4 separate regions of the Mus musculus genome follow, and regions 2, 3 and 4 are each linked to region 1. Evidence: chromatin loops called from intact Hi-C (ENCODE). Cell type or tissue: left cerebral cortex. All regions are shown on one strand. Region 1 overlaps Srrm4 (serine/arginine repetitive matrix 4). Region 2 overlaps Srrm4 (serine/arginine repetitive matrix 4). Region 3 has its middle 17 kb from the start of Gm36841. Region 4 holds the start of Srrm4 (serine/arginine repetitive matrix 4).

Region 1 (5,000 bases):
TCACGGGAGCAGATTCTTCCCAGAGTGCGTCACCTTCCCGCCCCTGACAAAGCCTAGCCTCAGTGAACACAGTTAAGAGTCTCACACAGCACGCACCCGTAGAAAAGCCAGCCCAGCCCTAGTTACCTAGTAACACCCACGGCCCCTCGTGCCCGCTGCTACACCCCTTCAGGGAACGGGACCTAAAGTATGGTGAGAAAGAACCACAGCCCCGAGAACGTGCGCGCAGGAGGCGACGGTCCTACTCACCCATGAGGAAGCGCAGGAGAGACTCCCCAAGCCACCTGGAGGCTCGGAGGATAACCAGGTGAGAGACCCAAGAGCAGGGCATTGCCTGCTTCCAACCTTCTCCCCATATGGACAATGGCGCTGACTAAATCATCTTTTGCTTCCCTGAAACTGGGGAATGGGGGGGGAGGGGTGGCGCTCCAGAATAGCCCTTCCAGCAGCCCCTAAAACGATGGCATTTGTTTCAAAACCTTGGAATCTTACCAAGCTTCTAATCTGCTAGGCCTGCAGTGGGGCAGGGACCTGGATAGCATGTGGAACGAGAGAGCTTGTCCTGGAGACTGCAGAGAAGACAATAGGCCAATTGGAGGACTAGTGTGTAGCCTAGGGGGTGTTTGTTCCCACAGGGCAGGGCGCTGTCCCGGTAGTACAGCCTGACCTTAGTGGAGATAGTCCTATACCCTAGAATACTCAGATGCCAGCTTAAAATTAAACTATTCGTGATCACACCCTTAACCAAGTTCAGAGAATGCAAGTGTTACCAGGATATCCAAAGGCTTAAATGGAGCTGTGGTGAGTTCCTGGGGGCACCTAGAGCCTTTTCCTCTCCTAAGGCTGTTTCTCACCCACAAAACAAGGCCTCACTCCCCAAGAGTGTCACGTGGAGGAGATGAAAGGGAACGAGAAGAGGTGACCTCGCTTTGTAAATTTAAACGCAGGACACACTGTGTCCTATCATTATTGACTCAGTGGTCAGAAGAGGTGAAAGTGTGACCTGTGACAGCTAAGGTCTCAGGGGAAGCGCTGTTTGCAGAGAGAGGGCAAAGGCTGTGAAAGAAATTGAATTTCTCAAGCTTTGAAACCTGGGAGAATGATTGGAAAGGCTGGATACCACCCCCCCCCTCTAAAAAAAAAAAACTAGGTTATCTTTCTAGCCATCTCCACTCATCCCAGAGACCAGCAGGAATCCTGGAAGCAACATTGTATCCTTCCTGAAGAGGACCAGGAGGCAGAATAAGGACAGGGGGCCCAGAGTGATGGATGGGCCTGGTCAAACAACCAACAGCGCTCTCTTCCCTGCATCTAGGCATCCATGAGTCTCTTGGCCACTGGTTACCCATGCTGCTTGGCTAACTGATCGTGGATGTAGTTCATTTTCTTAAAAATCAGTGTGTTCTTTTTCACAGCACCCCCCCCACACACACACACACCCCATGAACTTATTTTTAAAAAGAAACTATATACTACAGCATGTGGAAAAGCAGTCTCTTCTGCCTAGAAACAGAACCTACTAGGAATAGATGGTTCTAGTAAAAGTGAAAATAGCGAAACAAAACTTCAATCAAAGTGGCAACGCAGACACTGTTGCTAACTGGGAACTCTGAGCCCCAAGCCTGATTTGTTGATTTTTTTTTTAAGTGACATTATCACTTTTTCAGGATAGACTAGCACTAGAATAGTCTTTTCTTTGGTCTTGGAACTACCAGGGGGTTGGGGGATGGGGGAAGAGGTGGAGTATGTTGTTTTGTTGGGGGTTGGTTTTGTTTGTTTGTTTGTTTTTGTTTTTGTTTTGTCTGGTTTGCATTTTCTCACTAAGAGACTGGGGGATAGAAGGATATTGTTTTCCCTGAAACAGCACTGGGGCTCCCTGAGAGCAGATTGAACCTCATGCTTCCTTTCTCTGGTCTCTACAGTGCCCGCAAACGCCCCATCCCCTACTACCGACCCAGCCCCTCCTCGTCCAGCAGCCTCAGCAGCGCCTCCTCCTGGTACAGCAGCAGCAGCAGCAGCAGCAGCAGTAGCAGCCGCTCCCCTAGCCGCAGTTACTCCCGGAGCCGGAGTCCCAGTCGGAGCCACAGCAGCCGGAGCCAGACCCGGAGCAGGACGCGGACCAGCCGCAGCTCCAGTTCTCGCAGCCTCAGCCTGGGCTCCCGGAGCCGCAGTCGGAACCGGAGCCTGAGCTACAGCTCGGCAGAAAGCTATGCCAGCACGAGGCGCTAAGCGAAGGCCCTCCGTCGAGCCAGCTGCCCACCGGGAGGACCTCTCTGTACTCTGCAATCTCCTTTTACTACCTGCCCTTCAGACCATCTTCCGGGTGACAGATACGAAACGCTCCTGGGTCCTGTCCTTTATGCTTTCCTGGGAAGGTGGCATGGGATATAGGGACTTCTATTCCTTTGCCAAGCTGCTAGGAGCCTCTCTACCAGCGCCATCCTGGGGCTCACGGGGGTTGGATGGAGAAAGCCACCTGTGGAAAGCTATAATCCATGACTCAAAAGTTTGGGCCTGGCCAAGACATGTGGAGACAGCTCTGTTCCACTCACCCACTGCTCACAGTATATCTCCTAAAGGTCAGGGTTAATCCGTCCCCCCTGCCCACCTCACACCCCGCCCTTGCCCACTAATTCTGTCTTATGGCTGCACAGTTTGGAACCAGTGTTGGGAAAAAGAAGAGAGCAAAAGTGGTTGAAATTCAAGATAAGAGCTCAGAGCTTGGATCCAGACAGGAGCAGGGGCAGGTGGATGTTGGTGTCACTGACGGTGGGTTTCAGGAAAGATTGGAAATGAGCTCGCTATAGCTGCAAAGAGTCAGGTCATCTGCCCTCCTAGTATGTCAGCATGGTCAGGGAAGGGAATCCAGCAGGTTCCAACTCTGTGGCGGCCTGTACACGGGGCCCTGTGACACCCCAGGGACAATAAGGCGACAGTGGAACAGTCAGCATACCTTGGACAGCAGCCCTACTTCCCAAATTTGCCTCATCCCTGGGAGCTGGCACAAATTAGATTCCACGGGACCATCTGCTGAGCATTCTCAATGCTGTGGCCAGCAGCCAGTCCCCAGCGCCATCCAGTCTGCCCTTGCCCTCCAGTTGGCGCCTGCCATCCCCCTCCACAGTGCCCAGTCTGCCACACCCTGGATTCTACCCAGGGGCAGCCTGGCACCTGCTGCCCTACATGAAGACCACTCTCCTTGCCTCTCAGGAATTTTGCAGAGGCAGAGCACGGCATTGTAAATCAGTGTTGTGGGGGGAAAGACTCAGATACAGAGAGCCTGTGACAAAGGGACTCAAATGTTCCCTGTCTCGGGCTCCTGCTAGCTTTTGAGTTTGCTGTCAGCTTAGAGAAGCCCAATCAAATTAGGGAAATACCACACTTCAGAAGAGTATAGAAGTACCCTCCTGCCCAGGGCTGACCAGCAAGGTTACTTAGCCTTACTTAGCTGCCCTCTGATATATATAAATGCCACTAGCTGCTTTGTCTGCAGAAGATATTGGGAACAGGCAGGCAAAAGAGATGCTCCTTAAAATAAACTCATGGGCATCCCCCTCACCAGCTGCCTGGCTTTCCTGAGCCTTGTGGGTATCAAGTTTGTGATGACAACAGTTGAGCAGAGCCAGGGCACATGGAGAAAGAGCTTCTCTCCCAGCTTTGGATAGTTGCAAGGACAGACAGCGTTACTTAGCCTTTTTGCCTCAAGGAAAACATCTGGAGGTGAAGTGGGGGCGGGATTCCCTTTATTCAAGCAGTGATCTCCCCTGTGCCAAGCTTTCCCAATCTACCGTGGTGCCTGGGGGTTCAGTGAGCACCAGGGAAGTCCTTCATCCATCAGGAGGGGAGAGGGAAGTATCAGTGGCCACATCATGGCTTCTGGCCCAGATGGAAACTCCACCCACTAAAACTCCTGGATACCTATGCTGATGCCACCATGAGAGGCCGGATAGCAGGTGTCTGGCACAGGAGTAGGCGCCCTGGGAGGGCATGTGCAGCAACTGTAAATAACCCTCGTCCCCACCCAGGATGCCAACCAAGCCAATCGAGCCTCATCTTTTTCATGGAGACAAAGGCTTCCAGGAGCCACCAAACCCTCCTCTGCAGGACAGCTTATGAAGGCAGAAGAGCCTGTCCGGAAAACACAGACTATCTTCATTCAAACCACTCTAGGGGACCATTTTGCCTGGGGCTCCTAGCCAACTTTTTTATTTATTAGATTTATTTATTTTTTATTTATTTATTATTTATGTGATGAGCCCTCTCTCCTCACCGTTAGCGGTATTTAATTATTTATTTATGTATTTATTCAGAGAGATTGTGTACCTTGATATGTGGTCATTTGTGTATTTGGTGGGACCTTCTAAATTATTTGTATATCTTTTTTTTTTAATCCTGTTGCTATGGCTGCAGTGGAAGCCGAAGGCCAGAGGCATCTTGGTCTCTTTCGTGAATGCTCTAAGCCCCGAACATCCTGGGACTGACCAAGAAGTGTACTAGTCCCAAGGCTTGTTATTCAGCTTGATGCCAGTGAGGTTTGGGCCTGTGCCTCAACCCCATGTGCATGTACTGCACCGTTTTCACAGAGATATCAGAAAGATGAAGTCGGCCACAAAGAGCTCGTGATCCTCAATTCAGGGCTGGAGCCTAACATTAACATGTAAAGCTACACAAATTTAAAAGAGCTATGAAGGACTCCTTGAATGGCTGCCCAGAGTCAGAAGTGCCATGTCTTGGCCAAACAGCCAGCCTCCCATGGCCTCTGAGATAGAGCTGTTCCCTTGTGGTTGCGAGACCACGTGGGTAGGAATAGTTTAATACTAGCACGGCTCTTGGAGACAAGGTATCATTCTGATGAAACAAAGTATCATTCTGATGATGTTTGATGCTGGCACATCGGGAGAGAAAAGATAGGAATGGGCTAACCCAGGGAAGACATTGTGCTCATCTCGATGTCAGCAAAAGGGATCCACTCCTTCCTATGAGCAAACCTGGTCTGTTTC
Region 2 (5,000 bases), 79 kb before region 1:
TGCGTGGGCGGGAACCGAGCTCAGTCTGTGAGTGGCCGAGATGAGGGAAGGGGAGGGAGGGGGTTGGTGTGGCACAGGAAGGTGTGTGTTGTGCTGTGGCCTCTGCCTGGCTCAGGCTCATTGTCAATCAGTGGGGATAACAAGCATCTCTGTGTACATAGTGAGTGTGAGATGACCCTACAGGATCCGTAACAGCTAAGTGAGTGGCAGTCCTCCTAGTGTATGTTTTACAACGAGCATCTCCATTTGCACACATGGTACCTCAGAGAGTCCCAAACTGGCGGAGAATAAAAACAACTTGTTTGTGAACAGTCGTGTCCCCTGAGTTCTTATTGTCAGCTGTCATCGCCTTGGGCATGTATGATCTCATATAAAGTCCCCCTTAGTCCAGTGAGGCAGGGGCTGTTCTTATAGTACCATATAGAGCCACAGGGAGGAAGAGCAACCTACCAAGAATCTCAGACTGGAGAAAGCCAAAAGACAAGCCATAAACCCAACTCCCATACCCATCTGCAAGCTGCTCTCAAACACAGCAGGCTTGGGCTTCCCAAACCCACAGTAACGTTTTATGGTTAATGATGAGGGTTATTTGTTCAGTAAGAGTTCGATGGTTAGGACCTGGGGAGATGTCAGCAAAGTGCCCGAGTTTGGATGCCTGACACTGAGGAAAAGAGTCGGGCGTGGCAGCTCGTGTTGAAATCCCAACACAGAGCTGCAGAGACAGCATAGTCTCTGAGGCTTCTTGGTGTGCCAGTCCAGCCAATTCAGTGACAGGCCGTGCGCCAGAAAACAGGTAGATAAGTGGTCAAAGAAGGCTCCTGAATTCAACCTCTGGCCTCTGTACTGTTCATGCATGCACATGCATGCATACAATACACACACACACACACACACACACAAAATTCATTTATTTAGAAAGAATACCAACCACACACGGTGGCTTCAGTGTTGATTCTCATATGCGAGATACCTACCGGCTTCAGGTCCAGCTGGATCCAGGAGCTCATGCAACCTTGTTCGCTTCCCAACTCATGTTCTGTATGGCACTGGTGCCAGCCTCAGGTAACCTCTCCAACTCCGGTGACAAGAAAGTTTCCAGAGCTCCGCAGTCTTGTCTTTGGAAGCCTCTACCAAAAAACATCCCACCCTTTTCTCTCTGCTCATCCTCCCTTGTTAAGCACCTGCCTATGAACCTGTCACTGTGGCCAGGGGAATGGGATGATTTAATGGCCAGGACCAGATCTGGTGTTCATAGGAGCCAGAGGACAACTCCATCTGCCTGTCTGAGCCAGATGCACAGAAAGTATAAGTGTCTAGTTTTCATCCTTTGAGAGAGAAGGGATTCTCAGCACTGTGAACTCTGCAGTGAAGACATGTCTATAATCTTCATGGAGTAGGATTCCTCTATTGCCCTGTGGATCTCAGGGTCTTGGATGTGGCATGAAGCACTGGCTTCCTCACCAAACACCTGGTATCTGACACCTGGCACCTGACCTTCCCTAGACAACTGGCAGGACCATCCTAAAGATTATAGTCAAGAGTGTTATTTACAAGTGGAATTAACATTGTAGCTCTTTGTCCCTTTCTGGATTTCTGTAGACACACAAATTTGGGCCCAGAATCCTTACCCAAGTGACTAGGGATGCTCTTAAAATCAGAACTTCGTCCTTCCCAGCTAAATTTAAGACCTGACTTTATCACCCACCTCCACATCCTAGGAGTGCAGACTGGCTGTGCTGTGGGCTCAAGAGCAGCCTCAGCGTTGCCAAGCTGAGTATTAAACACGCTGCTTCACGTGTTTGTCCCACGGTCCTGCTCTGTCATGCGCGATATGAAGAAGTGGGTGAACCACAAGACAAACAGCCTGGTGTCTGTGGAGAGCTGAGTCTCACACCTGCAGGACACTGGTAACCCACTTAACCTCTCTGAGTGTCGGTTTCTTCATAGGCTTCATCACAGCCATGATTAAATTATCGGAGCAATGTGTGTAAGGCACCTGCACAAGGTTTCACAGCAGGCGTGCTGATGCTGTACCCTCTCCTTCCAGGACTCATATTGTCACACTTACAATGGAGCTACCTTCTTGCTTGGAGCCATAGAGGGGCATCCCTTGGCTTCCAGAAACTGCAGGCTCTCTGGGTCTCTTGTCTCTTCAGATCTGCTCTACACACCCAGGCTACAAACTGCTGGCCGATATGTCCTGAAATAACTGTTCTTCCGGCCAAACCCCCTCCCAGCCTCCCTCCCACCAGGCCTGGAATAGCCTCATACATCACGGTTCTGTACAGCCTGCAGGAAGTTCCCTCCCCTTTGATAATAGCTCAGCTCTATCTGACTGCTGGCACGACCCATGGCCCGCAGTGCCTGGTGCAGCCAGAGCGAAGCCTAGGTATGCTCCACGGTCATGAAGAGATGCTCTGTGCAAGGAGTTGCCACCGTCTTTAGACGTGGTTAAGGCATGGTGGGATAAATAATGCTGTCTTATCTTGTGGATGGAGGAAACCCAAAGACTAATGAGAGGCTGAAGGTCGTTAGCGTTCTCCAGTGGTTTTAGGGTTTGTTAAAGGATCTCTCTCTCTCTCTCTCTCTCTCTCTCTCTCTCTCTCTCTCTCTCTCTCTCTCTCTCATTCTCTCGATCTTACCTGGAATCCTATACTTTCTGTGGTTGCTGTACTAGCCTTGCAGGAGCTGACCCCGGGGGCCCACTCCACTCGCCTCTACCTCTCATTTCCTTTCTCACTTCAGGCCCCCGTAAATTCTCTCCACCCACTAAGGTCTCTGCCCAGCCTTTCCCCCCTTTGCACTGGACCACTCTGCAGGGCCCAAATGCTTTACCTAACCCCCTCTATTCCCTCCTACTATTTAGAGCCCCAGAAAGCCTCTTTCAGCTGTGCCTCCGCCTCTTCTATATCCCAGATTGTAATTCCATATCTTCTTCTTTGCAACACTTATCTCTTTAATGTCTGCCTCCCACACCAAATTTTGACATCTCTTGTTGGTCATGTTTACTAAGATTTATCTACACTCCACGATGGTTGCTGTTCCGTAAGAGGCACCCGACACACACTTCTGCGGAAAAGGTGGCTCCACAGCAGCGAGCGCGAGTCAGCCTGCTCACAGAACAGCATCTCTCCCATTTGTCACGTCTTTAAGTACAAAATACCAAGAGATCCCCCGTGGTCATGCTCAAGGCTCCCCACACAAACGGAACTGAAAGTCCAGGTCCTGACTTCTTAGATTTAGTATTTTGTGTCTCTCCCAGCTGCTTTTAAGGGTGAAGACACAAAACCTTGGTGATGCCTGTTTTTTTTTCCCTTAGAAAATTAAGCCTTTACGCTGCTTCTTGAGAAGGGCGAGCAGTCGTGGGGGAGTAGTATGGGGAATGGTGACCCAGGCGAAGGCAGCAGAAGGTCCAAAGTATAGCAAGCTCAGGGCATAAAGATCTCTCCAATTTCCTATTTTGTTTGCCTGTTTATGCATACCACACTTCTTTGGTATCCACGGTGTATAAGACATTTCAAAGGTCACTAGAAGTCAATAGATAAATGATGCTTGAGCCATCAATAATGCTTTAAAATTTTATATTTAATAATTTATATATGTTTGTTTCTTTATAGGTATGGTCTCATGTAGCCCAGGCTACCCTTGATCTTGCTATGTAGCTGAGGATAGCCTTGAGTTTCTGAGCCAGCCCCCCCCCTTCCTTCACCTCCCAGGTACAAGGACTATAGATATGAGCCACTACACCCATTTAATGTGGGGACCATACCCAGGGCATTGTGCATGCCAGGCAAGCATTCTACCTGGTGAGCTAAATTTCCCAGCTCTCAACAAATATTAATGGCAAACTAGTTACTGACTGATAGTATCAACAGTAGTTGATCTTTACTGAGCCTGTATCGAGTCCCAGGCACTCAGTCCTGTGAAATACCCAAGTCACTTTTAACCATTACAACAGTGAGATGGGCACACCCTGCACCTGGCACAGGATTTGTAACTCTTACCGAGGGCTAGATGGAGGCTTAACAAACTAGATAACGTTCCCAGGTTGCCCAGTTGGCGGGTGATAAAGCTAGTCAGGCAGTCTGAAGCAAAAGTTCAAGTTCACAGCCCACTGGTAATCAGCTTGTCTCTAGAGGAGCCATTATCCTCTAGAACATTTGTCAGAAATCTCCCCCTCCCATATGCCTCCTTTCCCCTTGGACTTAGAGATTCCCAGGGGCACACTTGGCCACCTCCCTCTCCTGTTCCTCCCTCCAGGTACCTTCTTTATCCCAGAACCCACAGTTCCTTCACCCTTCACCTTCCCTTAGGATGTCCCTACTCCTAGCAGCCACACTGGGGACCGTCTACCCTGCTGTAAAGTGGTTTCTTGTGTCCTGAAACCTCTCCAGTAGAGAGGCTTTGAGGATTCCCCCAACCTTGGCAGAGCTGGGGAAGAACGTTGCCTTGAGCTCCTGCCGTGATGTTTCCCTAGACTGAAGCTATTTGGCTGAAGGTTCTGCTCAGCTCTGTCCATGTGTAGCCAACTCAGGACCAGGGAGCAGCAGAGCAGACATCTGGCTTTAACAGGGAGTCATCCACCTGGAAGCTGTTTCTATTCTGGTCTTGGCTTTACTCTATCAATTAAATGTCCCCTTCTCTGTTTACACACTTATCTTCAACATCATACTCAGTCCCTTGCCAGCTGTTAAAGAGGCTTCTGGGAGTGTTTTTTCCATTCATTCATTCATTCATTCATTCATTGATCCATCCATCCATCCATCCATCCTACTCATCCTCTGTGGCAGACACTGAGCTAGTTAGACACAGCTACTAGATACAAACTTACCTTTGTATCCCTCCTTTCCTCTGTGGCAGTCCCTGTGCTAGCTAGAAATACCTACTAGATACAAACTTAACTTATAGGCTAAGGCAACAGCAGCTCTGAATTGATCCAAGACATCAGAACCAGCTAGCAGAGGGATAAACGACGAGATAAGCAAGCAGGAGAGATGGAG
Region 3 (5,000 bases), 54 kb after region 1:
CCTGTCGTGGCAGGAGCTGGTGACACCCTCATGATACAACATTCACTGTGTATGGTCCTGTGGAGCTGGGAGGATTCAGGAGAGCAGAGTTCACATCTGGACTGAGAATTACTGATGCCACCCAGAGCCCACCAGGAAACTCCACAAATATATCAAGTCTTCAACCATTCCCTACTTTTTGATCTAAGTCTGTATTATAACAAAGACTATTCCTATGCATGTCTCAACAGTCAAAATTTTTATTATGTTTATGAGGGAGGGGCCTTCATATCCCACAATGTATGTGTGGAGGTCAGAGGGAAATTTGTGGGAGTCATCTTACTTCTTCCGCCATGTGGGTCCTGGGGATCAAGCTCAAGTTGTAGGTGCATTTCTTCATTGAGCCATTTTGTCCCCATGATGGTCAAGCTTTTAAAACAGTATTGTCGTAAAAGAAAATTCACCCTTCTACCATCTCTGCTGGTGCACGGCTCAGGGACATTGATCATATTCAAGTCACAGGCCATCACTAACATTGTTTCCTCTAATTGTATTTTATGCAAGAGCTCCGTGACTGTCCTCATCCAACCTGTCTCTGTCTCTGATAACTGATACACTGTCTCCCTGAGTGTACCCAACCTAATCAAAGGAGTTCAACTAAGTAGAACTATATGCATGTCATGTATGTATGTAAATGTATGTGTGTATGTATGTGTGTGAGTGTATGTGTGTATATATCTATGTGTATATGTGTATATGTATATGTCTGTGTATGCATGTGTGTGAGTATGTATGTGTCAGTGTATGTATGTATGTTTGTGAGTGTATGTATATGTGTATGTGTGTGTATGTGTGTGCATATATGTATGTGCATGTGTGTATGTGTGTGCATATATGTATGTGTGTGTTTGTATATGTATATGTTTGTGTATGTGTGCCTGTATGTATGTGTGTGTGAATGTGAGTGTATGGGTGTATATATGTATATTTGTGTATGTGTGTGCTTATATGTATGTATGTGTGTGTGTCTCGTGTATATGCACGTGTCAGTGTATGTGTGTATATGTGTCTGTGTATGTATATATGTGCATGTACATCTGTGTGTATGTGTGTGTATGCCTGTGTGAACATGTGTGTGTGCCCTTGTGTGTATGTCTGTATCTGTTCATGTTTCTTTATGTTTGTATATGTGTGTATGTGTCTGTGTGCATGTGTTTGTGTCTGTGTGTATCTGTATATGTGTGTGTTTGTGTGAGAGAGAGAGAGAGAGAGAGAGAGAGAGAGAAAGAGAGAGAGAATGTCTATGTGTGTACATGTGTGTTTGTGTGACATGAGACCCTGCCTGGCTTTTCTCATTCAGTACATTTTCAGTGGTTGTTTATACTGCATCTTGTCTGCCCCTCATCCCCTTTATGACTGCATGATACTCCACACTGCATGAACGTCCCATGCTTCATTCACACATTTATCTTCTGACACACACTTCATAGAGTGCTCCCTCCTGGTAAAACATTACTCAGATGATGACATAACTCTATTCAAATATTGCACATCTCAGTTCATTCAGAGAAAAAGCTGGAGTTCTTACCATGACCACTACAAAACCTTAAAGAGTTCTACTGCCATCTGCTATCCACCATCTACACTCTCTTAACCTCTGGACCTTCTGACCTCACCACTCCCGTTTCTCTATCTCTGTAACTAAGGGGCTATTAGGTGGAATGTCAAGGCCTCTTTCTTGTATTCATTCTCATTCTGTTATCCCCACTTTACAGATGGAGAAACTGAGGTTCCAGAGCAGGCAGTGGCTTATCCAAACATCCCCGAAGCATACAAATGCAGGAAGTCAGAGCCTCAGCCCAGCTGCCAGGCGTTTTCTGTGAAACTGCTCCCACCTGTGACAATCCAGAAGCTTAAAAGGAAACTTCTTCCCCAGAGATCAGCTCTAAGCCCAGGGGAGTCATAATAAAGATGAAGAAAAAAAGCTTCTTTTTTATTAAGAGCTTCCTCTGTGTGTCAAGCTTGCCTTACTGTGTGTCGAGTGCTTTCCAGATGTTTCCTCCCCAGGAAGGCAGGAAAGAGGATTGTCCCCTCATAGCTCATGGGGAGTAGAAGACACCAGGTTGCACAGTTCATCATGGACAGAGGTGGTATTTAAGGCTGGCTCCCACGGTACAAAGACACACCCTCCTAAAACCGTGGCCTCTCTAGTCCTACCCACACATGGGTTTGCCCAGTAACCTTCCTACACACAGCAGATCAAAGAGGGTGCTTACAGAGGCTGGAAAGGCAAATGTTGCACCAGCGCATACACCTGCCCTCTGCACGTGAGCAGCAGGAGACAGGGGAACCAGGCACAGGTAGGGGCAGGCTTTGGGAATCCTATGTGCCCTGTAAGGATAGCCCTGAGATGGACAGTGCCAGGGCCTTCCATCCCAAGAGCAGGCGATTCCGTCACTGGCAAACACATCACGGAAGCCCCACGCGAGTTGTGCCAGTTTCCGCTGGAGGAGATGAACTCAATTATCTGCCCGGTGACAAGCTTGGAAGTCTGCAGGCTGTGAGAGAGTAAGGAAACAATCCCCCAGCATGCACTGTGCCCAGGGCTGGCTCGGAGGGAGTAGAGAGAACCAGAAGACAGGGCTCACTGCCAGAACTGAATCTGTCTTCAACTTCCAGAGCTTGCTTTGATGCAAGAGCCTGGTAATCTCTGTGGCTTTTGAAATCACCGTAATCCTATCAAGCGGCATGTCCTGAGTGCGTACTGAGTGCACCAGGCTTTGCAGGGTGCACACACTAACTGGCTACGCATAAGTTAGTGTGGGAAAGTCTCCCTTCCATAGGAAAAATGCTGAGTTTGGGGTGATCCGTGCTTCACCCTAGTGTTAAATAATGGACATGAAGAGAGGTAGCCCAGCCTCAGGTCAGAGGTCATCTCCTGAGGATGCTCCCCACTTCGCACCAACACTAGAAGCAGGAACAGTCAGTCACTCCCTCCCAGACTCTCATCTCTGCATCTAGTTCCAGAAAAGGGCCAATGGAAGGAGAGTGACTGGAGGCAGAGTGTGGGGGGAGGCTGAAGAGAAGGGAATAGAAAATCCCAGCCCTTGGGGAGGTAAAGGGCACAGAGAACTTGGAACCGAGGTCCTTTTATTTAGAGGAGCCTTGTCACACTGCCCGCCAAGGTCTGCTGTGCAGTGCCAAAGATTAAAGATCATCTAGATGGAATTAAATCTACATTATGCAGGGTCTGTGGGGGTGAGGGAGGGGATGGCAGAACCCTTCCAGAGCCTGTGGGATGGGGTGTCGTGTGGAGGGACAGAATGACATGAGATGAGCATTTCTCTCCCCCAAACAACCAGTTGAAGAGGGGTCTAGGGTGAAGGTCTGAGCTCCATGAATCTCACCTCCAAGGTTTCCCTAAATGCTTCCCAGGAGTATCATCCAATGTATTCCAATCCCTTCCTAGTCATCTTGGATATTCCTGGTCTACAGGCATGTAGCCACAAAGTTCTCTCTCTCTCTCTCTCTCTCTCTCTCTCTCTCTCTCTCTCTCTCCCCTCATTAGGAATAGGAATTAACCTATGGATGGCTCAGCGGTTAAGAGCACTGACTGCTCTTCCAGAGGTTCTGAGTTCAAATCCTAGCAACTATGTGGTGGCTCACAACCATCTGTAATGGGATCTAGCACCCTCTTCTGGTGTATCTGAAGACAGCTACAACATATATATATATATGGATTTTATTATATATATAATAAAACCTTTAAAAAAACACACACACACACACACACACACACACAAGACATTTACAGTCACAAAAATTGTGGAAATGCCAAGTGTGGTGGTACATGCTTTTAATCCCATCACTTAGGAGGCAGAGGCAGGTGGATCTCTGTGAGTTCAAGGCCAGCCTGGTCCATGGAGGGAGTTTCAAGACAGTCAGGACTACACAGAGAAAAAGCACAACACAACAAAACACCCAAATTGTGGAAGGAGCATGGAAAATAGCCCAGGAGCACTCTTAGTAAACGCTTCGTGCGTTGCGTCTTCGTACCAGCTGGGTGGGGTGGTGTCTGTGTATCAAGTGCTGAATAAGTGGGCAGGTGGATCGCCCGTTCTCACTGACAGACTTGGGCCAATGGGAGACTTTGTCTCATTCAACAAAATGGGTGGTTCCCGGGGAACAACACACAAGGTTGACTTGGGGTCTCTATATGCGTGCGCACCACACGTGCATGCATACTGGCACCCTTACCTAGCATGCACCCACAGAAACGCACACACACACAGACACAGGTACACAGAAACACATATTCACACACACATCATGTTGGGGAATAGTCTTTACAATCACAAGGAATGAGTCACATCTGCTTACAAATGGTGTATGAACGCTATGATGCCATTTAAAACCCCCATAGAAACGAAAGCCCTAGACAGACACGGGTATCATCAAAGATGCTTCCGTGTAAGGAAGGGTAGATTCATTGGACGTTTTAAAGTATGTTTTCTAATTTATCAGCGATGCAGATGTGGTGCATGTTTTCAAGAGGAAAAACAGAGAACCTGTTCTTCAAGAGAAGAAGAAAGTGAATACTTTGGGGCTCATGAAATTTCTGCTGTATCTACCCTGGCTTAACTATGGTCCTTCCATTTTGTTTTTTTTTTTTTTTTAGCACCTTAGAAGGCATTATGCGAGCTCCACATGACCACTTGGTAAATGTACAGACAGGGAGGTCACCCAGATATCTGTGACCTTTGTTTGAACATGGAGCAGAGAAAGGAGAAGAGGTTGCCCTCCTGATTCCCAACAATTTCCCTTCCTTTCCCGAATTATGGGGATAGCCACGAAGCTGCCCTCCAGCTCCCAGAATCCTTCACATCGAAACCCCGCCCTCCAGCTCCCAGAATCCCTCACATCAAATCCTGCCCTTCAGTTCCCAGAAGCCTTCATGCAAAGTCCCTGTCAATCAGTGCTCACCAGGACCACAGCTCATCTTTCATTTTTTTAAACTTGCA
Region 4 (5,000 bases), 150 kb before region 1:
ACACACAAACTCCTCCTGTAGCCTCTTCCAGGCCAACGCTCACTCCTTGTTCCTGTGTCCCGGCTTCTCTTGCCCCATCCTGTCCTCCTCTCCCCTACTCTGCTCCCCCCTCCGTGTACCTCCTATTCTCTTACAAAGGACTTACTTACAAAGTTCGCACTGATGTTGGGGGTGGGGGTGGGGGTGTCTTCGCTCCCCACTGCTACTAGGTCAACAAAAATTAGAGAATTTTTTCTGCCTTCAGGGTGGAACCCGGTGTCAGTGCTTGGAGGTTTGTAAGACTTAGCAGAAGCTCCTTGTAGGAGTTTCACTTTTAAACCCTGGCGGTAGGTGAAACTCCCAAGTATTAAAAGGCTCCAGAGGAGAAATGGGCTGGGGAAATCTCACTAAGATATCTTCCCTAAGAAGACCCTTACGGCAAAACGGGGAGACATTGTTGTCTACTGCCTGCGCATCTGGAGTTTGAGATTCTGAGTCTCTGCTGGGACTGGGAGAGTAGGGGGGAGGAAGAAGATGGAAAGACCAAAAAGTTACTTGTAATCCTCGGAAGCCCTCCCCCCCCTTCCCCCCTCAGTCTTTCTTTGCCAAATCGGACTGTTGTTTCACACCCAGGCTGCGGGTTCTCAGGGGGGTGGGGGAGGGGTGTTCTTTTGGAGGGCTTTGGCAGCGGGGACGCGAAGCAGGCCGGCTGCGAGGCACAAAAGAGATATCCTTTATAGCGCCGCAAGCACAGATGTGACGCTGCGCCCCTCTGCGGGTGGGGGCCGGCTCGACAGATGGCGAGAAACCGCGCTGGTGACGGATTGTCCGTCAAATGGCATTTTCGGGGTGGGGGGGTGGAAGAGCCCCCCAGGCGTAAAGAAAATCATAGGGGCACCCACACACACACACTTTGCAGACCTCGGCAGTCCATCCCAGAAGTGGGGTGGGTGAAGGCAGGTTGGCGTGGGTGGATAGGTGGGGCATTTTTTAGTAGCTCCCTCAATGGAAGATGCTCCCCAAGTCTTGCAAAAGGATAGGGAGGTGGCCCAGGCCCGGGAGTGCGCATGTAAGGGTTGAGGGGAAGGCCTGCGACGATGGAGGAAGGGTGAGGGCTAAGAGAAAGAATCTCCTTTTTGATTCTGTTTGAGGTGTTGGGGTCGCTTCTCAGAGGGGTCAGAGTCGCAACTCTGTGGCCACGGGGCCTTAGAGACAAGCGCTCGCCCCTCCCTTTCTCCTCCTCAGACCTGCGGGCTTTTGTTATGCAGATGGCGGCGGGAGGCTGAGCCAGAGAAGGAGGGGTTGCTGGGGAAGGAGGAGACGGAGAAGGGGAGGGAGGAAAGTACAGCTCGCGCGACCAGCCTCCCCTTCCAACGTCACATTGTGCAAGAGACAAAACCCGGGCGCGCCGGAGCTCACACGCGCACGCACGGCAGACGCCCCGGTCGCCTCCTCTCTGTTCTCTGCGCGGTAGAGAAAGCCGGCTAGCTTTGCTTCGCCGAAGACACGGAGCTCAGCCTGCTCCCAGCGCAGCTCAGAGCCAAGCCAAGAGGTGAACCCAGCCGGGGAACCACCTTCTTTCTCCGCTGCCTGCCTAACCCGAGACGTCCCGTTCTATCCCATCCCCCGCCCTGAACTCCGATCTCTCCCCACCCCACCCCTTGGGGGTTTCACGCGGACAGCGCCCCGGAGCCCAGGGCGTGTCATCGGGTTTGTAATCCACGTTTCAGCACTTCGGACAGCGCCCCAGGCTCCCGGGCTCCTTGGGCTTTCAGGATGGCTAGCCTGCAGCAGGGCGAGAAACAGCTGTTTGAGAAGTTCTGGAAAGGGACCTTCAAAGCAGTGGCCACTCCGCGTCCCGAGAGCATCATCGTCGCCAGTATCACAGCCCGCAAGCCGATGCCAAGGTAATGACCTCGTTCATGAGTTAGGGACACTGGGAGGTCCCCCCCCCTTTTCTTGCCTGTGCCCCAGAATCTTGACGGGTGGACGCAGGCAACTGGAACAGGGTGTCTGGACTAAGCCCGTCGTACCCGGTATCTCACGCCGGAACATGAGAAATTATCGCTTGTGTAAGGGAGAGGCTGTTGAAAAGGGACAGGAATTTTTTGACGGGGAACAACACTCCTACAGACTCCGCACCTCCTATGCAAACCCCCTTGCTTTCTTAGGGTGGGCGGTGTGGCTCGGGGTACGTACTTGACTGAAAACTTTTCGAGCTATCGCCAAGTGCATAGGTCAGGGGAGCAAAGCAGTGGTGGATTTGAGGTGTCAGGGGATGCTGTACAAGACATGAACTCAGCTCAGCCAGTGTTCAATACAAGCATTCTAACCCTTGGCCCAGAAACTAGCGGGTCTCTGAACATTTCAACAAAAGCCCATATGCTATTCCCTCAGATACGCTCGCTCCAAGCAGCACCCTCCTCCGTGTCTTAGCCTAAGCTGCTGCTCGTGTTGAATTCTTTCTTTTTCAGCACCCAAAACCAAAACTCTAAAGCTCAAAGTCAGCATGAAGATAATACTGAAAGTTTTACTTTATTTTATTTTTTAAGGATCTGGTGGCTTTGAACTTTGGAATGAGTTGGGGTGCTGGAGCAGTAGTTAAAAAAAAAGACAGGAGGGGAGAGGATGGGAAGAAATACAAAGGCAGGAGAAAAAGAAGACAAGAGGGGGTTGAGGGGGCACAGAGCCTTCCACAGCAGAGAAATACCCAATATTTTCCTAGATCGTTAGATTCAGAAGTCTTTGAGAGGGCTGTGCCCTCTGTCAGAGAAAATCAAGGCTGTATAAAAACTCATCTTTTGCTGCTGCTGGCTGAGCGGTTCTGAGAGTTAAAGGGACGATCTGGGGGGGGGGGCGCTCGCAGGATTGATTAATCCTGGCAGGCTGCATTAGGGACTAGATGGAAAACATGTCTGGGAAAAGAGCCTCTGACAGATGCCTCATCCAGCTCCAACTAACTCTGAACTTCCCAGCAAGTGTGGGGTCGACGAAGGCTGACTGGAGAAATAGATCCGAGAAGAGTAAGCCCACATCCAGGAACTTTTCTTTGTTCTGACTGATGCTCAAGCAGGTCTTTTAAACAAATGGAGCATCCAGTGTGGGGGGAATGGGTAGACAGGAAGCAAGAAGGACCAGCAGAATGGAGATCCTATAAGCAGAGTAGACATGTGAGTGGAGGTGGGGGGTGGGGGGGAGAAACCCACTGATTCCGGCTGGAGAGGTAGGGGGGTCTAGGGGTACATGTGACACCAGATGTCATTAGAGCTGGCACTGTCTGCTTGCTCAGAGGTTTTTGGTGGAGAGTTTGACGTCAGCGCTTTTACGTCCCTGGTCTTCTGCCACCGGCTTCACCTCCCTGCATCTACTGTTGGCACGGCAGTGCTACAGTGGCCAGAGAAAATGGCCTTGCAGGTGGGACCGGGGGAAATTTGTCTGGTGGCAGAAGTGTTTGGTCCATGATCTTCTATTTTATGGGCACATGGGCAGGAAATCAGGTTCTTGCTGTTGTTTTCATTTAGACGACTGTCCCTAATATTACCATGCTTGGAACCTTCATGGTTCTGCCTGTCTGTCTGCCTGTCTGTCTGTCTGTCTGATGTTACCAGCATACCATTTTCTTGCCAATAGCTTCAATCATATGACTCAACTGAGAGACATCCTAGCTTCCAGCTTTTGTTCATTTTCATTTAAGCTGTGTGTGACTTTTAAAGAGTTCAATGGGCCCTCGGTATTTCCTCACTCTTGATATATTTTAACGTCCTGGGGTTTCTATCGCACCGAAGAACACCTTTGAAGTTTACGTCAGAATTCCATAAAGCTCTCTATTGGTATTATACAAGAATACCCCTGTGTCTGGCAATTCCTCTCTGTAGAGCACGTTCTGGCTTGTAGATGTTTTATCTAATCCAGGGTGGAGATTTCAGGGAACATTTACATCCAAGCTCCCAGAAAGGACTGGGCTTAGTTGTGTTTCAACAGACTGACTGTAAGATCCGATCCATGCAGTGACGGTCAGTTCCCGGTTCCCTTCCGGCATTCTGTAATCCTGGAGAAGAATGGAAATGTCATGCTTCCAAAGTCAAGCTCTTAGGAGGAGAAAGGGAAAGGATACTCCATAGGTAGTGGCTTCATCAGAACCCCGTGACTCCTTTGGAGGCAAGACTGGTTCTCGTGAGAAATGTTAAGCTGTTTGAGTCAAGCCCAGCTCGGTCAGAGCACTGGCACAAGTCACTGTCCGTGGGCAGATGGGGGAGGGGCAGGGGTAAACCACCAGCCAGTCTTGTTGGTTACACACTTCATAGTTGATTGGAGATGGTGGTCCCCCTTCGTTGTATATTTCGAGTCTGTGGCTGCAGACAAATTAGCAGTGGGGCTGAGATATGGATTTTAAGTTGTCGATTTCACAGCAACATACACACATCAGACAACAGCTTCCTAAGCAGACTCCCCCTTGGCTCCTCCCTTCCCTCCCCCAACTCTCCCCTTCCCGTGAGGCATTCTTGATGAGGCAGAGTTTTAACATGTATCAAATTTCGAGCAGATGTCTGACTCAGTGGGCAGAGAGCACAGGGAGACACCACCTTGTACCTTCGTGGTTGCTTCCGTGCTTCTGTGAGTGAGCACCAGACAAACCCAGGTGCTGTCCTGGAGCTCCAGGACCTCACCTCACCTCACCTCACTCGCTTGTCAGTTTGAAAATATAAACTGTATCCATGACCATCTCAGCCAGCACTGAGGACCGAGCCGGGTAAAACTCTGCAATGTGTGTGTCGTGCAGTCTCTGCTGGATAGACCTTGGTCCTGGAAGGAACTTCATAGCGGCTAAAAGGAAACAAAAACTCTCCAGTTCTGGTTCATTTCACCCTCAAATAATGCTAGCAATTGACCTTATGAAAGTTCAGTTCAATTGCTTTGAAATTAATACACATCGGATCAAGTAGGGATGACTCCAGAGTTCCACATCCATGTAAGTAGCTTAGTTTCTTTCTCTTCCTGATACTCTAAAAAACAAAACAAAA

What was found. Peaks named below come from ENCODE experiments on the same cell type or tissue, not always from the same donor. Only the 100,000 strongest peaks of a DNase experiment are listed, where the experiment ranks them.
Region 2: it touches region 1 in a loop (8-fold over the local background); 3 of 42 quality-filtered maps call a loop at or near these places.
Region 3: a loop joins it to region 1, with 2.0 times the contacts of the local background. A loop is called at or near these places in 14 of 42 quality-filtered maps.
Region 4: it touches region 1 in a loop (11-fold over the local background); 4 of 42 quality-filtered maps call a loop at or near these places.

What each region holds. Positions count from the first base shown.
Region 1 is chr5:116,441,797-116,446,796 of GRCm38, reverse strand. Srrm4 (serine/arginine repetitive matrix 4) reads left to right here. Exons shown (of 13, transcript NM_026886.3): 12 at 173-307; 13 at 1,923-5,000. The coding sequence ends at 2,229. All of the region lies in intron 2 of Srrm4os (serine/arginine repetitive matrix 4, opposite strand), which reads right to left. Among named protein-coding and RNA genes, the nearest start is that of Srrm4os, 5.6 kb to the right of the region's middle. In left cerebral cortex, a CTCF peak has its summit at 2,003 (motif pointing left); DNase peaks (open chromatin) are centred at 2,510, 3,037, 3,299, 3,548 and 3 more places; H3K27ac peaks cover 2,671 bases.
Region 2 is chr5:116,520,528-116,525,527 of GRCm38, reverse strand. The region is part of intron 1 of Srrm4 (serine/arginine repetitive matrix 4); the gene reads left to right. Among named protein-coding and RNA genes, the nearest start is that of Srrm4, 69 kb to the left of the region's middle. In left cerebral cortex, no CTCF peak of the experiment used is centred here; DNase peaks (open chromatin) are centred at 1,766, 2,221 and 3,032; H3K27ac peaks cover 3,501 bases.
Region 3 is chr5:116,387,633-116,392,632 of GRCm38, reverse strand. No RefSeq gene overlaps it. Among named protein-coding and RNA genes, the nearest start is that of Gm36841, 17 kb to the left of the region's middle. In left cerebral cortex, a CTCF peak has its summit at 3,658 (motif pointing left); a DNase peak (open chromatin) is centred at 2,605.
Region 4 is chr5:116,588,220-116,593,219 of GRCm38, reverse strand. Srrm4 (serine/arginine repetitive matrix 4) reads left to right here and starts at 1,403. Exons shown (of 13, transcript NM_026886.3): 1 at 1,403-1,886. The coding sequence starts at 1,756. In left cerebral cortex, no CTCF peak of the experiment used is centred here; DNase peaks (open chromatin) are centred at 3,042, 3,336, 3,947, 4,149 and 5 more places; H3K4me3 peaks cover 4,710 bases; H3K27ac peaks cover 3,149 bases.